2 separate regions of the Homo sapiens genome follow, and region 2 is linked to region 1. A link is a loop called in an ENCODE intact Hi-C map of the cell type or tissue named here. Cell type or tissue: K562. All regions are shown on one strand. Each heading gives the region's core, and the rest is flanking DNA. Links, peaks and the distances in the headings are about the cores only. Region 1 has its middle 8.9 kb from the start of IGF2R. Region 2 overlaps IGF2R (insulin like growth factor 2 receptor).

The links. A loop is a pair of places that touch in the nucleus more often than their neighbours do. Peaks named below come from ENCODE experiments on the same cell type or tissue, not always from the same donor. Only the 100,000 strongest peaks of a DNase experiment are listed, where the experiment ranks them.
Region 2: a loop joins it to region 1, with 6 times the contacts of the local background. A loop is called at or near these places in 2 of 110 quality-filtered maps.

The regions. Positions count from the first base shown.
Region 1 is chr6:159,952,285-159,968,133 of GRCh38, forward strand. No RefSeq gene overlaps it. Among named protein-coding and RNA genes, the nearest start is that of IGF2R, 8.9 kb to the right of the region's middle. In K562, for the core only: a CTCF peak has its summit at 14,224; no DNase peak of the experiment used is centred there.
Region 2 is chr6:160,100,487-160,102,986 of GRCh38, forward strand. IGF2R (insulin like growth factor 2 receptor) reads left to right here. Exons shown (of 48, transcript NM_000876.4): 46 at 2,033-2,185. Among named protein-coding and RNA genes, the nearest start is that of SLC22A1, 20 kb to the right of the region's middle. In K562, for the core only: no CTCF peak of the experiment used is centred there; a DNase peak (open chromatin) is centred at 1,155.

The DNA of each region.
Region 1 (15,849 bases), core at 13,189-15,688:
CCTTTCAAACACGGGGCTGCCTGACCCTGGCTCTGCGCTCTCTCAATCTTTTGCTTTCCTCTAGAACAGACCTCTTCCTCCCATCCTCCTCCTGTACCAGTGCTAGGAGCAGCAAACCTGCTCTGTGAATCTGCATCTGAATCTTCTTACCTGGCCTTGAGGCTTGTGGCTTCTGGGCCGAATACCAAGTATTTGCCAACACTCAGGGGCCCTCGGGTTACAAGTGAAGGACTTTGGGGCAGCGTGGGATTGAAGAGCTGAGCGGGGAAATTCACTGACAAAAGCTTTGAAAACCTGATTCTAAAGCATCCAAACACTATAAAATGTGCCCGGAGGCTGCAGTGTAGGTGCAGCATAGAGAAAGGCAGAAGGTCATCAGGAGGCTGGAGCTGATGGGGACCTGGCCTGGGGGCGGCTTTGGAGTCTGGAAAGATCAGAACTATAATGAATTGTTTTGGATGCGGAGACTCTGGTGTCCTGTGTGTGCTCTAAGTTAAGGACCTTATTCATCATTTCAAGGACCTCGGAGACTAGTTCTGCATATTTGTGGGATTTATAAATCCTGTTTCAGTCTGTACACCTTTTTCGACCTTTCAGGGTCATCGGCTTTTGTTTTTGTTCTGCCAAGGACTAGCCAGGCCACAGAAATCTTGATGAATGGCAACAGCAAGGCAAAGAAAGCAGCTGTCTTCTATCGACACACCCAGGATCCACCTTGTCTCCTGAACAGTCATCCCCACGGGGAGACCCCCAGAAGGGGTTCCACTTACAAATGATTAAACAGTTAATGACACCTGGGAGTGTGCATTTGCTATTCATTTGTAAAATGGGTCTGATTTCTCTCCTAGCCTAAAGCTGGCAAGTTCCAGTGATGGGAACCCCTGAGCCTGATTCGCCATGGCAGAGGCCACACAAGCTGCCTTCCTCATTCACCAAAAAGGCGAGATTTGCTGGAGGGACGCCAAGGTCAGTGGGGGGACACACTCCCGGTGCCATGTGCCTCCCGCCAAGATTTCCTGTCCCTTTGATGGCAAATCTGCCCCCGTCGTGTGAACAATCACACCATCTGCATGGAGTCTGTGGGACAGAAAATGTACAGCAATAATCCATATATAATGAGTCCCCCTTCACTGCCCCCAGCCTTTGCAACTTCCGTGACCACAATTCCTATAGTACACTCTTGGGAAACAGGAAATCCTTGTAAGAGCTGCACAGTAATCACACTGGAGCTATTTCACAAACTCAAGAACTGAATTGCTTAACAGCAAAGCACAGCTTTTTTTTTTTTAAGGTGCAAAATCAAACGCAGAGCCCAGGGGCAGTTAGAAACAGCTGCCTTTCAGGGACCATTTTCTGGAGTAGCAGCCTGTAACCAAAGACTTTTTTTTAACCTAATGAGATTGATACTTCCATGAGAGTGTCTATAGGCCTGGCATGGTGGGAAGACGTTGTTCCTGCTTGTTTGGCAACAGTTATTTTTTAGGACAGTTGGCAGGACCGACTTAAACAGACCTGTCAGAAAAATGTATCATAAAATCAAAGGGCACCCTCTTGCTGCTCAAATGGTTTTCTCACAAAGATAACGAGGGTGGTGGAGTGACTTATGGATATGGTGAGATGATGTCAAGTGATGCTAAGTGCAGGTAGCCACAGAAGCATCCAGGTCCGAGGTTCCCAAACCTTTTGGTTTCAGCACCACTTTGCACTCTTAAAATCAAAGAGATTTTTTAAAATGTGAGTTGTATCTGTTGATATTTACCATAGTCAAGATTATAATGGAGAAAATATAAACACACAGGAATACTCAAGCCTGTGTGCCATTAGCGGAGAGGTGACATCATTACACATCAGATTGCCTCTGGGAAACAACACTGCTCACATACGTGCAAATGACAGTGAAGAAAGCGAAAGGTGTCTTGCAGTATTATAAAAATAGCTTTGACCTCACAGATGCTTTGAAAGGGTCCCATGGCCCCTGAGGGTCCCCAGAGCACACTTTCCTATGTCAGTCAGCATCCAGCACTCCAGGCTGGGCAACATAGTGAAATGCCATCTCTGAAAGAAAAAAAAAATTAGCTGGGCGTGGTGGCACACAACTGTAATTTCAGCTACTTGGGAGGCTGAGGTGAGAGGATACCTTGAGCCAAGGAGTTTGAGGCTGCAGTGAGCTATGATTGCACCACAGCCTTCCAGCCTGGGTGACAGACTGAGACTCTCTCTAAAAAATAATAATAGTAACTTTTAAAAATATATTTTAAAAACTCAAACATCTAGCACATGAATGTTGTTACATGCTTGGCCTTGTACTAGGTCCTGGGGAAGACACACAAAATAATATGATGTAGGGACCAAAAAGAATATAAAATGTAGCCCCTGCCTTTGAGCACACTGAAATAAATGCAAAAAATGGAAAACTGCCTAGTGATGCAAGCTGGTATACAGTAAGTGCCAAATGAGAGTCAGAGCTAAGGTGTATCCCTGGCATTTGGAATAGCAGTCCCTAGGGCCTAAGTGGGGCAAGCCAGGTGTCTTGGAGAAGGACAGTTTTGTGCTGGGCTTGAAGGAAAGATAGTTGGTTTATGGGAAAGAATGGAATTGGCATCAGAAACTAGGATTCCCCTGGGTCCCAGTTCTGTCATTAATCAAACGTGTGAACTGGAGCCCATTATGACTTCCCCGGGTGCAAAAGCAGCTGTGACATTTCCAGGTTGCTGATCCTAGCTTGAGTTCACCCCTCTCCCTGGCAGACGGCTTGCTGTCTCTTTGCTCACTCATGGTCCAATGTGTACCTCCCCAGGGCCCTGCATACCTCCCCAAGAGTGGCATGTCCCACCCTTGAACTCAATGCCGCGGCCATTAGCACTGGATAAGCACAAACTCCTGACAGATACACACTTCCCATTGTTTCCACACTGAGTGGTCCTCTCTGTAAAGGCCTTTGATGTCTTGCGGACCTGGATCTCAGTCCAGGCCCCTCTACTTCCTTGTTCTATAACCTTAGGCAAGTTGCTTAGCTGCTTGGAACCTCAATTTGTTTATGTGTGAAATTAAGGGAATAATACCTTACAGCGTTGTGGGGAGAGTTGATTGTCAATCTCTCAATCCAAGACACAGTCCAAAGTGGGGACTTTCAAGTTAGAGCTGCAATTCATCATCCATCTCTGGTAGGCTGTACATACAACATAGTTGCAAGCAACACAAGTTATGAAATATAATATTGGATTAACTGATTTATTTGTTTCAAATTTTAAATCACCACAGAACTGGGTCATCATGGAAAGATAAAAAAGAAATAGAAAAACAAATACTACTGATCCTACTAAACCTCCCCAAGAAGAGAAAATAAGAGAAAGAGAAAAAGACTATGAGTGCTGTAACTTTACAAGGTTTTAGACACTTTTCGATTTTCATAAGTAATCACAAATCCTTATTTATACCTTTCTTGATACTGCGGAATATTACTTATGAGGACTAGTAATACCCAGTATGCAATGATTTACTCAGAAGCAGAAGTTGGAAAGTCACAGAAGACCTATTTTTGATTCCAGGCCCACATTCCTCGAACCGAACTTTACCAATTGCTATTTTCCAGAAAAGAAACATAAAAAGGTAGGAAGGAAGGGAGAATGGAAGCAAGGAAGAAAGGAGGAAGGAAGGGAGGAAAAAAGAAAAAAAGGAAGGAAGGAAGAAAGAGAAAGAAAAGAAAAGGAGAAAGTTAGGAAGGGAGAAAGGAAGGAAAGAAGGATGGAAAATAAAGAGAAGAAAAGGAGAAAGGAAGGAAAGAAGGAAGGAAGGAAAGAAGGAAGAAAAGAGAGGAGGAAGGAAGGAAAAAGGGAAGGAAGAAAAGAGAGAAGGAAGGAAGGAAAAAGGGAAGGAAGGAAAGAGGGAAGGAAGGAAGGAAGGAAAGAAGGGAGTGAGTGAGGGAGGGAGGGAAGGAGGGATGGAGGGAAGGAAGGAAGGAAAGAAAGAAAGGAAGAGAAACTGCCCTGTATGGCCCTTCACCTACCCCTGCAGGGGTCATTAGGATACTGCTACTTCATCACTTTCACAGGTTAATAATTACTGTTGTTTTCTTTCCCCTGAGTTTTATCTTATGTGGGTTGGGAAACTCTAGCTAAGAGAAGTGATAGTTTGTGATCTTTTTTGATTATTAAGGAGGATGAAGCGTTTTCACTTTCAATGGAATATGTGTATCAAAGGCATGTGCATACATACAGTTAATTTGACTGAGACCCAGGGACGACTTGGGAGGTAGTTGGCGATTATTTCACTATTACTGAGTTGTACTGGTAGAGTTTTATAACTTGCATGCCATGATCACACAAATTTTTCCATTTAGATCTCATAACTACCCTTGGAATAAGGTTTTCACTTAGGATGCCTTTAGCCAAAATAACAGATGACCCAATTCAGAGTTAATAAAGAGAAGCTGGAAAATTTTTTAGCTTACATAAGAATTCCAGAGGAAGATTCCTCTCTGCCATTCTCGCCATCAGATTTGTCCTAAGGCTGGTAGTATAGAGCTAGTCCTAGCTGGGCCTATCTGCTTCCTTGTCCAGGCCCAGCTTAGAGAGAGGCCAGCTTTGTGAAGCAGCATTTTCTTAAGAGCCAGGACGCTGATTTCCCAGAAGCCACCAGTAATCCTCTGCTCATGTCTCATGGGCACAGAATGGCTTAGGCAGGCCTGTTTCTATACTAATATGGCCCAGGGGATAGACATCTTGATTGGCTTAGACTCATTAGTTGGGGTAAATAGATATTGAGCAGTCAGCTACAATGTCCTCTACATATGTCATTTTCTAGATCAGAGGTTGGCAAGTTGTAGCCTTTGCACCAAATCTGGCCAGCTGCCTGTTTTGTAAATAAAATTTTATTGGAACACAGCCACATTCATATGATTATGTATTGTTTATACCTGTTTTTGTGCTAGGATCACAGATTGACTGGTTGTGACAGAGACCATATGGTTCACAAAGCCTAACATGTGTATTATCTGTCCCTCTACAGAAAGTTTGTTGACCGTTGTTCGAGATGAAGAAAGTGGAGTTGAGGTTAAACAACCTGTCCAGCGTCAAAGAGCTGGTAGGCAGAGGCTACAGTCTAAGCCAGAGGCCCAAAGCTCTCTCTGCTACCAGCTCCACTGGGAGAATTTCTTGGGATAGGCTTGCATGTTTTGTGATGTGTGCCAATGCTGCCTTTTACACAGAGCAACACTGACGTAGGCCTGCTGAAATTAATATGTCCATAGTGACGAATTTAGTTCTTAGGAACTGAAATTCTACATGCTAATGTGGATAGAGGGATAAGGAGGGGCATGAGAAAATGAAAAGGATATTTTATAATTTATCATAAAACACTGGACGCTCCATTTTTAAAAGACACACAAACATCAACTGGAATAAGATTTAAAAATTTTAATAAGCACTGGCATGAAATTACACATTTTCTTTCTTTCTTTCTTTTTTTTTTTTGAGGCAGAGTCTTACTCTGTCATCCAGGCTGGAGTGCAGTGGTGCAATCTTGGCTCAATGCAACCTCTGCCTCCCGGGTTCAAGCGATTCTCCTGCCTCAGCCTCCCAGTAGGTGGGATTACAGGCACACACCACCATGCCCGGCTAATTTTTGTCTTTTTAGTAGGGGTTTCGCTATGTTGTCCAGGCTGGTCTTGAACTCCTGACCTCAGGTGATCTGCCCACCTCGGCCTCCCAAAGTGCTGGGATTATAGGCATAAGCCACCATGCCCTGCTGAAATTACAGATTTTCAACAGATAACTTCACATAGATTGAAATGTTGATTCATGTTTACTTTGATGAGTTTAATTCACAGAAAGTTTTTAAAATGAAGAACATGAAATGAACATAGTATTCACAAAAAAGGACACACCTGTAATATCTGTTTTTCCTTTATTATGCAGTCAATCCCTGCTCCCCAAGTGTACTTCTTCAGCCCCTCACCTACCCCTCATCTTTCTGCAGTAGTTTGTCTCCAAGGTGGCCCAAGTCCCTCTAGCCTTCTAGAATTCATACCCCCATAGAGTTTCCTCCTACATCATCTAAGAGTTGGTCTATGACCAATAGAATATGGCTGGCATGATGGCGTGCAATGTCTTAAAAGGCATCACAGAGTCTACCTTGGTTTCCTGACTTGCTTGCTCTGGGGAAATTCAGTCGCCGTGCTGTGAGGGTGCTCAGGCAGCCCTGTGGAGAGCCCCCTTGGAGAGGCACCAAGGCCCCCCACCAGCAGATTCAGTAACTTGCCAGCCATGTGACTGAGTTCATGGGAAGCAGTCCCTTCAGCCCTAGTCAAGCCTTCAGATGATGGCAACCTTGGCTCACCAAAGATGGTGTGAGAGATAATAAGTGCTTATTGTTATTTTTAGTCGTCATGTTTTGGGGGTAATTTGTTATGCTGCCATAGGTAACTAATACTGACATGCTTGCCTCGTCACATGATACTCTTTTTCTTTCATTTTTGGTCAAAAGTGATGGTGGAAGAAAGAGGCAGGCAGGTCAGAAGGAAGTTAGGGATGAAATGAAGGACAAAAAAGGAGGCTAAAAAGATGTCAAATGAAGGGAAAAGAAGGGGAAAAAAAAGAGTCCCAGATATTTCAGAATAGCACATGTTCAATTCTTCTGATAACAGTAACAATAGGTAGCTTTTATTGAGCACTTACTAGGTGCTTGGCACTGTGGTGGTATCTATAAGCACATTTTCTTTAAGGGATCAAGGGTTCTATTTTTTTACTAAAAATATGCACCTTAGAGGGAGGAAGTAATAAATATGAGGGATAAAAGCTGGACAATAGAGAACATTGCAAATAAGGCTATACAGAAAAAAATTACATGGAACTTTAAAATTTGGTAAGGAAAGGGGAAAGAAAAGATCTATGTGTGTATTATGGATATGAAAAAGATATTCTTCCTCTTTTCCTTCTTTTAGTCATTTTTCATTCATTCAATAAATATTTGTTTTAGGTACTAGGATCCAGCATTGAGCAAAACACAGTAATAGAGCTTGCACTCTGGGGCCATTTCCTCTTTTTCAGAGGATGGCATCACCAAATAGTCATGGTGCCAGAAACCTGAGAGTCATCCTAATTCCTCTTTCTCCCCACCTCTACCATCATCAATGCTGGGGTCCTGGCAAGTTCCTCTTGCTGTTCTCTGTCCCATTGCTGCTACCTCTCCTTCACTGGGCATTCATCATTTCTCCCCAGCTGCACCCATTTCCCACGGCTGCTGCAACAATGTGCCACGAACTGGGTGGCTTTGAACAACTGACATTTATTGTCTCACAGGTCTAGAGGCGGAAGTCCAAAATCAAGGTCTGAGTAGGGCCATGCTTCCTCTGAAGGGGAAGAATTTGCTCCAGGCCTCTCTCCTGGATCCCAGGAGTTCCTTGGCTTGTGCAAGCCCAACTCCAGTCTTCACATGGCACTCTCCCTGTGCACGTGCCCGCCTCATTACGTGATGCTCTTTTTATAGGGACACCTGTTATGTGGGATTAAGGACCCTCTCTAGAATCACCTCATCTGAACTATTACATGTGTAACAACCCCATTTCCAAATAAGGTCACATTCTGGGTTACTAGAGATTAAGACCTCAACATCTTGGGGGGAGTGGTCACAATTGAACCCATACCACCTGGGTTATGGCACAGTCTATCAGCCCACATATCTTGAATCCCTACCTCTAGTAATCCCCTCACTACTCCCCACATCTGTCCGGCACATGGTGGTCAGTGTGATCTGCCTAAAATGAAAACTGGATCATGTGATTACTCAGCTAAAAAGCCTCTCAAGTTTCATTTATCTTTAGCAAAGCACAAAGTTCCTTAAAACCTGCCCTGTGCTTCCCTCACTAGCTCCATCTCCCTAACTGTTTCACTTTTACTTGTATTTTAGCCACAAAGAACCAGACACATTTCCCAGAATCTGTCACAGGCCCCATTCCAAGGCAAGCTTCCTCTCATTTTCATGCTGTTTTTTTTAAAACTAAGTTCCCTACCCCGCCCCCGACCTTTGCCAAACACTCCCCCTTACAAGACTCAGCTTAAATCATTTGCTTTGGGAATTCCTCTCAGATTCCTCCAGACTGAGTTAGAATTAGAGGTGTTCTCTGTTTCCCTTAATTATCAACCTACTCATCACGCTGAGTTATAAATAATCTATTTGTCTCTCTTTTTAAAACTGTCAGTCCCTCCAGGGAGGGATTATGCATCCCTTGTCTTTGTATTCCTGTGCCTTCTTGTCTTTGCATCCCTAGTGCCAAGTATATTATTGTCTTAGTCTGTTTGTGGAGCTATAACAGAATACCCGAGACTGGGTCATTTATAAAGAACAGAAATGTATTAGCTTACAGTCCTGGAGGCCGTGAAGTCCAAGAGCATGGTGCCAGCATCGGGTGAGGGCCCTCTTACTGCATCATCCCACGGCTTAAGGCAGAAAAGCAAGAGAGAGTGAGCGCAAAAGATTAAGAGGCCAAACTTGCAGCCTCTAGCCCTTTTATAATTGGTGTTATTCCATTCATGAGGGTGACAGCCTCATGACCTAAACACCTCTCATTAGGCCCCATCTCCCAACACTATCGTATTGTGGTTTAAGTTTCCAACATATGAACTTTGGGAGAGTTCATATGTTAGCAACTTAACATATGAACATAGCATGTATCAATTAAAAATAAGTATTCAGTATATGTTTGTTGAACTCACTTTACTGTCTTCTCTTTGAACTGTGCCTTTTGCAGAGTGCAAGTAGAAGAGAGAAAGGTGGTGGTTCGATAAGCCACCTTGTTCTTGTAGTTTCGTGAGAGAACTTAAACTAAATCTTTCAAATACGGATCTAATGGGTTTTATTTATTCTGAGCTCTTTGACTCGGCTGGTATGGAACTTTAAAAATAAGGAAACTGAGGCACACAACTTGAGTTAGATAATGGTTTGTTTAAAAGGACACCGTACATTTCCCTGTCTTCTCACTTACACGAGGCGGTCTTGGCTCCCCAGCTGGAGAACTTAAGTAATGAATGTCTGTAATTAATCTGGGGACTTTTCTTGTAAACACCAACCTAAAAGTGATATTTTTGGTGGTATTGTTCACATCACTGCCACCACCATCATTTCCACATGTGCTTCTCATAACTGAGCTCCACACAGTCTCCAAATGGTAATTCACCAAAACTTTCTCTTTCCTCTTGGCTCCTGTAAATCCCCTTGGTTCTCTTTCTATGTCTCTGCTCCTTTTCTAGAGAATTTTCTCTTAATCATAACTGTGGTGCTCTTCAAGTGTGGCAAGTTGTGCTTTCCAAAGATAGCCACACCTGGATATTTATTCTGTTTCACATGTTCTTCTTATGATGTGAGTAGCCCTCCCCCATTGAGAGCTAGAGTCTAGGTTTCCTCTTTTTGAAGCTGGGTAGGGCTTGGTGACTGTCCTGATCACAATGGCAAAATTGGTGTCCTGTGATCCAAGAATGAGTCATAAGAAGGATGTAGCTTCCACCTCGCTTACTCTTCCTTCTCTCTCCTTTTGCTTGACTTGGAACCCAGCTACCACAGCTGAAGAAACTCCGGCCACATGTGGAGGCTATATGCAGGCATTCCAGCTAAGGTCTCAGCTGACAGCCAGCACCAACCATCAAATGTGCAAGTGAAAATCTTTCAGATGATACCAGTTTCCATCCTTCAAGTCTTAAAGCTGAGGGCCCAGAAGTCTTAAAACAGAAATGAGCCATTCCGACTGGACCCTGTCTAAATTCCTGACCCCATTAATTCTCACTAGTGAGAATTAATAAATGATGGTTGTTGTGTTACACCACTGGATTTGAGGGTAATTTATTACACACTGATAGACAGTTAATACTAAGAGCCTATTTTCTCTTTTGTTCTCTCCCTGGCAATTTCTTTCACTATGCCAATGTCTTGTTATCCTTCTCATCACCTTCCTCCCAAGTCAACTCTCCCATCTTTGCAAGTGCCTCCCCATAATTACATTCAATGCAGGCTTCCTGCCTGTGTTCAGTGTTGCATTACCAGTTGTCTAGTGGTCACCTCTGAATACCTAGACTTGCTATTGCACAAAAAGATACTTAGCGTCTTGCTCCTCAGATTCATTTCTCTTCTGTTTTCTCTGTTCTCTGGAACCAATCTACCTGTCTACAAGCGTTGATCATCATTGACTCTTTCTTTCCTGTCTGTCCTACCCAACAGGTTGCTAAGTGCTGCATTGGGTCAGTTGGTATGATTTTGGCTGCAAGAAATACAAAAGTTAGCTAATCATGGTGTGGCATTTTGGGGCCAATCAGGAGGTAGAAACAGGGGAGTCTTAATATAAATAATTACTAACTATGATGAAGGAGTAACTGTAAGATGTAAGAAAACTCTACATAGTCCCTCAGGCTGACGGAGAGGACTCAAGGAATGACAAGCCTTCAGATCTGAAGGCATTCAGATTTCATGGGAAAAGGTTTGTTTCCATTTATTGGATAGCAGACTGGCCAGGCTGGAGCTGGCCTGCACTAGTATGCAAGTTGGGGAGCAGGTGGTCAGCACCTCATGGTATGGATGTCCTGGGAACAGCAGGAGAATCTCTTCTGCAGTTTGCCTCCAGTGTCCTCTGCTCAGAAAGCTTAATGTCATTTAGTTGAAAGGAGAACTGCTTAAATGGATTCCTTTATCACAGAGCATATACTAGAAGATGCATTCAAAGCAGAGAGGCAATACATTAATAACACATGCACTTGGCTTAGGCATATTTATTTATTCTATCACAAAACAAAAGATCGGATACAAGAGTTTTGGTGAAGTGGACCAGTGTCATTCAGGATCCTGATGTCTTCCGTCTTGTTCCCACTGTGTTGGCCACATTTTCCCTCACAGTTATGAGGGGACAGCAGTTTCATATAGAAATTACTGCATCCAGACAACAAAAAAACACAAAAGGGGAAGGGATTTCTGTTTTGCAACTCTTTTTATTGGAGAGAAAGCATTTTGCAGAAGATCTCAGGAGACTTCCCATCGAGTTCCATCATCAGGACTGGGTCATACGCCCTTGCTCTGGCTGTAAGAATGTCTGGGAAGTGAGAATCTCACACCCACAGCCTCTGGTGGAGGTGGGCTTTGCCAGCAATCAAGGGCATGAGATGCCTGCAGGAAGGCAGCCAACCACACCTGCCTCATGCCTCTAACCCTATTCCCCTCTAAATTCCCATGCCAAAGCCTTAGGGCATTATCTTTGATAGTTACCTGGCCAGGTGTTAACTAACTGGGAACTGGGTGTTTTTGAAGGACACAAGGCTTTCTGCTGTCGAATTTGTCACCTTAATTGTGATACTTTTAATAAATTAGCTTCCAGTCTATCTTAAAACCAGATGGATTTTCCTGATGTGTCACCGTGAACATCTCTCTTTCTCCAAATCTCTCAATGAGGAGGCAGTTGATGAGTTAACTGCATGGGCTTTGGTCCCAGATCATACAGCTCACATCCAAGCGCTGTCACTTACCAACTGCATGACCTTGGGCAAGGTATATAATTTCTTTATGACTGAATTGCTCATCTTTTCAAGGAGGGTAATAAAATTACCTATTTGGTGGGATTGGTATTAACAGTAAATGATATAATACAGGAATGGTATTGACAGTGAGCCTTCAGTATGTATTATTGTATCTGCTGTTATTGTTCCCTACTTCATATCCAGCCAAATCTAAGCTTATTAGATGACCATTTAAGATCCTCTAGGAGCTGGGCACAATAAAAATTTTCAAACTTATATAAAAATTGACTACGTCCTAAACTGCGAGCTCCTTGAGGGAGGGATTATATTTTATGAGCCCAGGATCTAGCACAGTTTTTGGCCAAAAGTAGTTTTTCTTTATTCCCATGTGACTTTTGCTTAAGCAAAAGGCCTTGTACAGCAAATACAGCTTCTGTATTTTACCATGGCCTTGCACTTGCTGTTCTTTGTGCCTACAATGTCCTTTCCCTAAATTTCCCCCATTCTTCCAGATTCACTCAAAAGCAATCTCTTTCATGATGAGATCTCTTTCCCAATTCTCATTTTGAAAAATGTCAAACCTATAGAAAAGTTGAAAGAATAGTACAAGAGCACTGATATATTCTTCACTACATTTGTGACTGTTAATATTTTTAACCTCTGCTTGCTATTCATACATATATTCTTTTTTTCCCCTGAAATCATTTGAAAGTTGCCAACATCATGACACTTCACTTTCAGCATGTATCACATAAGAACAAGCACATCGTCCTATGTAATCACAGTAGCTTTATCTTATGAAATTTAACATTGATTCAATATTATTTACTGTACATTTTTTCTTGGCAGTTTATGATCTTAGAAATCAAGAAGCCTAAAATGAATCACTGTGTGTTTTGAGGGTCTTTTGGTAGAATCATGTTCCTTTCTGGGTGTTCTAAAAAGTTCCTGGATCTTTGGGGTGAGATTCTGTTTGAGTTTCAGAACAATGTGTGCATGCCATCAGTTTGATAGCTCATGGTTTGTGTTCCAAAGGGGCAGCTATTAGTGTTACCTGTCCCTGCTATTGCTCTTGACATCATGCAGGGACATCCTCAGTAGCTGCTCTTTCTGCCCTTGGTCTGTCATTTGAGCTTGTGTTTCCAAAGTCAGATGCAGGAAGATTGGGTCCTCACAACAGGGCGGTGGTTGGAGCACCTGGATGCCAAGCCTGGATCTGTCCTATCATTTGAGGGACATTTGTGTTCTTGGCTATTTGTGTTCTTAGGCTGCCATAACAAAGTACCTCTGGGTGGCTTAAAATGACAGAAATTGTCTCACACAGTTCTGGAGGCCGGAAGTCCAAAACCAAGGCATTGGCAGGGTCACGCTCCCTCTGAAGGCTCTAGGGGAGAATCTGTTCCATGCCTTTGTCCCAGCTTCTGGTGTTGCTGGCAATCCTTGGTGTTCCTTGGCTTGTAGATGCATAGCACCTCCATTCTCATATGGCTGCCTTCTCCTTGTGTGTTTCTTGCCCACTTCTTGAAAGTACACCAGTCATACTGGATTAAGAACCCACCCTACTCTAGTATAACCTCATCATAATTTATCCATAAGGAATGACCCTATTTTCAAATAAGGTCACACTTGAAGTACTGGGGGTTATGAGTTCAACGTATTCTTTTAGGGGACACAATTCAGCCTATAACAGGGGGTCTTAGGCTGATATCTGTGAGTCTCTGCTTCCTCAAAGGTTTTTCAGAAAATTTAAATGAAATACAGGAGAATTATGCCCTGCAGTATTTGACTTTACAGCAGGAGTCCCCCAACCCTCCGGGCCATGGACTTGTACTGGTCTGTGGCCTGTTAGGAACCTGGCCGCACAGCAGGAGAACGAGGGCATTACCGCTGAGCTCCGCCTCCTGTCAGATAAGTGGTGGTGCAAACCCTATTGTGCATGAGAGGGGTCTAGGGTGGACTGTCCTTGTGATGCCTGATGAAACATCCCCCACAACAGCCCTCCACCATCCATGGAAAAATTGTCTTCCACGAAATTGGTGCCTGGTGCCAAAAGGTTGGGGACTGCTGCTTTAAAGTCCCTTATATAGGATTTACATTAAAAATTTTCCAGTGGTCTCCAAATGTCCCTTATACCTTCCTATTTTTGGGTCTAGGCTCCAAGTAAGAATCACGCATTGCATTTTGTCATGCCTTTTTAGTCTCCTTTAATTTAGGACAATGGTTCTCAAACTTCCATGTGTATGAGAATCTCCTGGAGAGCTTGCTAGAGCAATCTCCTGGTGCCAAACTTCCACGTTTATGAGAATCTCCTGGAGAGCTTGCTAGAGCAATCTCCTGGTGCCAAACTTCCACGTGTATGAGAATCTCCTGGAGAGCTTGCTAGAGCAATCTCCCGGTGCCAAACTTCCATGTGTATGAGAATCTCCTGGAGAGCTTGCTAGAGCAATCTCCTGGTGCCCATCTCCAGAGATTTTCATTCAATAGGTTGAGGCAGGACCCATGAAATGGCATTTCTAACAAGCTGGTAGGTGACACAAAAGTTGCTTGTCTAAGGACCGCACTTTTGAAAACCACTGATCTAGAACAGAGGTTGGCAAGCTTTTTCTGCGGAGGGCCATATGGTAAAATATGTTAGCATTTTCAGGTCATACAGTCTCTGTTGCAACGACTCAACTGTGTCATTGCAGGCAAAAGCAGCCCTAGATAATACATAAACACATGGGTGTGGCCGTATTCCCACAAAACTTTATTTACAAAACAGCTGCCTTACCACATTTGACCCACAGGTTATTGCTTGCTACATGGATTTAGAGTAGCACTTCCACTTTTTTTCTCTTTTTTTTTTTGGAGGAGAGTTGTTTTTTCAGCGCATTAATATTTTGCAATAGTCCAGTTCAGTTTTCTTGTCATATGTTTCACAGTTTGAATTTGATTGTTTTATCTCAATTAGATTAAGTTGAACTTCTTGGCAAGACTACTTGTGATAGTGTGTACGGTAGGGAATAACTGTGAAAGACTTTGAAATGGACCAAAAATATTAGTGGTCAACTGTAATGGAATGCTAGCTGTTTAGTACAGTCTTTTGGGTTATCTGATTCTATGGGGTCTTGTGTCTGCCACTGTCTTTGAGGTATTTTACAACTCTGTAAATTGTAGACTACTGATGGTAATATACACGATTTTTGTCTTTAGAAATGCAAATTGTGTCTATTGCGTACGCAGCTGTTTTTTGACCTATGGTTACTGACCAATTTTCCATCTATAGACAACCTTATTTCAGCATTCCTAACTGCTTGAATATTTGTTGGATTCTCCTTGGATTTTCCTTTGAACCAGCTGTGACATGTTACCGGTTCTCACATTAATGAATGAGCTAAGGAATACCTTTGATACATGTTCATTCTACATCTGAGTCATGATTATACCATCTTTTAAATATTACCCTTTAGCATTTTTTATTGCATCACTTTAGAAAGCAGAAAATGCTAGTTTTTTAAAAATTGGTGATACTAGTTTTAATTACTTGATTAAGGTGGTTCTACCAGATCTTTCCATTGTGAAGAGGTATTTTGTGTTTTTTAAGGAAGTATACTTTGAAGGTGATACTTTGAGACAAAGAGAATATTCCGCTTCACAATAATTTTTCACCAGATGGTTTTAGTATTTACTGATGGTCTTTGCCTGTATCCATTATAACACTGGAGTTGCAAAACACAAACCCTTTTTCTTTTTTTTTTTTTTTGAGATGGAATCTCGCTCTGTTTCCCAGGCTGGAGTGCAGTGGCACGATCTCTGCTCACTGCAACCTCTGCCTCCTGGGTTCAAGCGATTCTCCTGCCTCAGCCTCCCGAGTAGCTGGGACTACAGGCGTGTGCCACCACGCCCGGTTAATTTTTTGTATTTTTAGTAGAGATGGGATTTCACTGTGTTAGCCAGGATGGTCTCGATCTCCTGACCTTGTGATCCGCCCGCCTTGGCCTCCCAAAGTGCTGGGTTTACAGTCGCGAGCCACCGCGCCCGGTCACCACAAACCCTTTTTCGACGTCCACAGTTTACACCTGAGCTCTCCCTTTGACCCACTACAACACTTTCTTTTCTTGGGCAATATATTAATAGCACGGTGGTTATGTCACAGGCCTGTGACTGGCTTGGGCTCAAACCCGGGCTTTTTCACTTACTAGCTGCAAGACTAACTAGTTATTTAATTTCTCCATTCCTCACTTTCCTTATCTGCAAAACGGATGCAATAAAGGCACCCCCTCTTACAGGACTGTTAGGATTAAATGAGCTAAATCACAGTGTCCGAACACTTCAGTACTTCGTACATAATTACTTGCTCAAGAAATGTTAGCTATTATTG
Region 2 (2,500 bases), core at 1-2,500, 140 kb after region 1:
AAGCAGAAATTGACAAAACCACACACAAGAAACAAGCCTAGTGATTGCTGGGTTGAGTAGACAAAGAGTAAAGCTTTTTTTGGAAGATTGAGACAGCACAGTGAAAAGCAAGATTTAATAGACATGCGCAGAACACTGTTCCCTGCGTTGGGAGAACACTGTTTGCCCAAGCTTACATCAAACACTTAGAAAACTTTAGCAAAAATTAACCACAAAGCAGGCAAGTCAGCAATTTCCCTTTTTTTTTTTTTTTTTTTTTTTTTTTTTTTTTTTTTTTTTTTTTTTTTTTTTTTTTTTTTTTTTTTTTTTTTTTTTTTTTTTGGAGACAGAGACTTGCTCTTTTGCCCAGGCTGGAGTGCAGTGGTGCGATCTTGGCTCACTGCAACCTCTGCTTCCCAGATTCAAGTGATTCTCATGCCTCAGCCTCCTGAGTAGCTGGGATTATGGGCGTGTGCCACTACCTCCTGGCTAATTTTTGTATTTTTAGTAGAGATGGGGTTTCACCATGTTGGCCAGGCTGGTCTCAAACTCCTGACCTCAGGTGATCCACCTGCCTCAGCCTCCTAGAGTGCTGGGATTACAGGCATGAGCCACTGTGCTCGGCCTAAGTCAGCAGATTTCTGACTGATGCAATTAACTACATACATGATGCAATTAAGTTAGGAACCAAGAACAAACAACTGAAAAATAGAAATACGTTTGAAGACTAAAACTCACTTCTGAATAATCTATGGTCCAAAGAAGAAATCAAAGGTAGAAAGTAAAATACGCTTAGAACTGAGTGATGATGTGTCTCTTGGATGCATTTCGAGTGGTCCTGAGTGGCTGGAGCTGCTTCTGGGTGAGTGGGTTTCTGGCTTGGAGGGAGAGGTCTGCATAGCTCTCAGACCTGTCTGTGGAGTGTGGTGGTGCTTCTTTCTGAGCAGAGGTCAACCCTTGCAGGCCCACCTAGAACTGGACGCCAGGCTGTCCCTGTGGTTTCTTGTCTTGCTGATGTTTTAGATTGTTTGGCTTAAGCTGAACTTTGAGAGCGGCAGCCCTTGCGGCTGGGCCGCGGGTTGGCCTGTTGCCCTCAACCTCAGTTCTTTGAGCAGCCGGCATCTTCAGCAGCACAAGATGCGCCCCGCTGGGGTTGCCTCTTATCACCAGCAGCACAGGAGGAATTTCTGTTTATGTGATCCTGTTCCTGTGTGTGTGGCCCCAAGTGACAGAGGGCCAGAGAGATTAGAAGTGTCAAGTCGTTACACTCTTGAGTGTCATCTTGCTCCCTAAGCGCAAAGGGAAGTCTCCGTGGTTGTTTCTCATTTTCTATTATTGTCCCAACTCTGCTTGAGTGTTCGATGTCATGGAAACGCACTGCTTTTTCCCACAAGTGTGCATGTGGGTCTTGGGTGGGAATGGTGAACTCCGCTGGTGAGGCAGCTGGTGTGCTCAAGAGCCTTCTCCTGGGATGGAGCAGGCTTGGAGAGAGGAGACCCGTCGGGGGCTGTGCTGGGCTCTGCTGCTCCCTGGGCCCCACCCTGGTCTGTGGCCGCCCCTGGGCCCCGTCCTGGCCTGTTTCTAAGGCCCCCTGGGCCCCTTTCGTGTGGAGATGGTGTCTCATGGTGGGCTGCGCTCACTGCTTCCAGAAGAAATTCTGAGAGGAAAGAGCTCTGACCCTGGAGAGAAGTGTGGTGCTTCGGGACAGCCTCTGCCCCAGCCTAGTCCTGCCGTGGATTGGGCCACCTAGAGGGGGCCGCGTCCCTCCTGCCTGTCTCCTCTGTGTTTGGGTGAATGATAGTTCATGGAGCTGGAAGCAGTGCCTTCTTGTCTGCTTTCTGACAACCCTGCCACAAACTCATCATCAGGAACTTTTTGCAGCCCTCTTCCATGTGGAGTGGGACTTGTGGCCTTGTTTTCTGGGCAGGAGTAAGAATCACATGGTGTTGGGAAAGTCAGAGCTGCTCTTGCCTTGGGGACTCAGGTCTCAGGTTGTGGCTGTGGCAGCAGGACCACCCTGTGACACGGCTCCTTTTCTGTGACGTCCTTGCAGGGTGGGCTTTGACAGCGAGAATCCCGGGGACGACGGGCAGATGCACAAGGGGCTGTCAGAACGGAGCCAGGCAGTCGGCGCGGTGCTCAGCCTGCTGCTGGTGGCGCTCACCTGCTGCCTGCTGGCCCTGTTGCTCTACAAGAAGGAGAGGAGGTAAGCGGGTGGCAGGGCGAGGTGGGGCGGGTGGATGCATGCCTCCCATAGCTAATCTTGGGGTCAGTTTTGTGGGGTTTTATTTATTTGTTTTTAAGCCCTACAGCAGCGAAGGCTCGAGGTTCTTAGTCCAAAACTCTCTGGAAGCAGTCCCCAGCGTTGTGGTTTTTAAATGCCTGCATTTCTGTCTGACCAAGGCCGAGGCCCTCGCACATCACCCGTGCCTGCGGCTTCTAGGACCGTGGTCCTTTGTGTCCAAAGATGAGTAGAACATTAAACGGCACCTTTCATGGGTGCCTTTTCCCACTGAGCAGC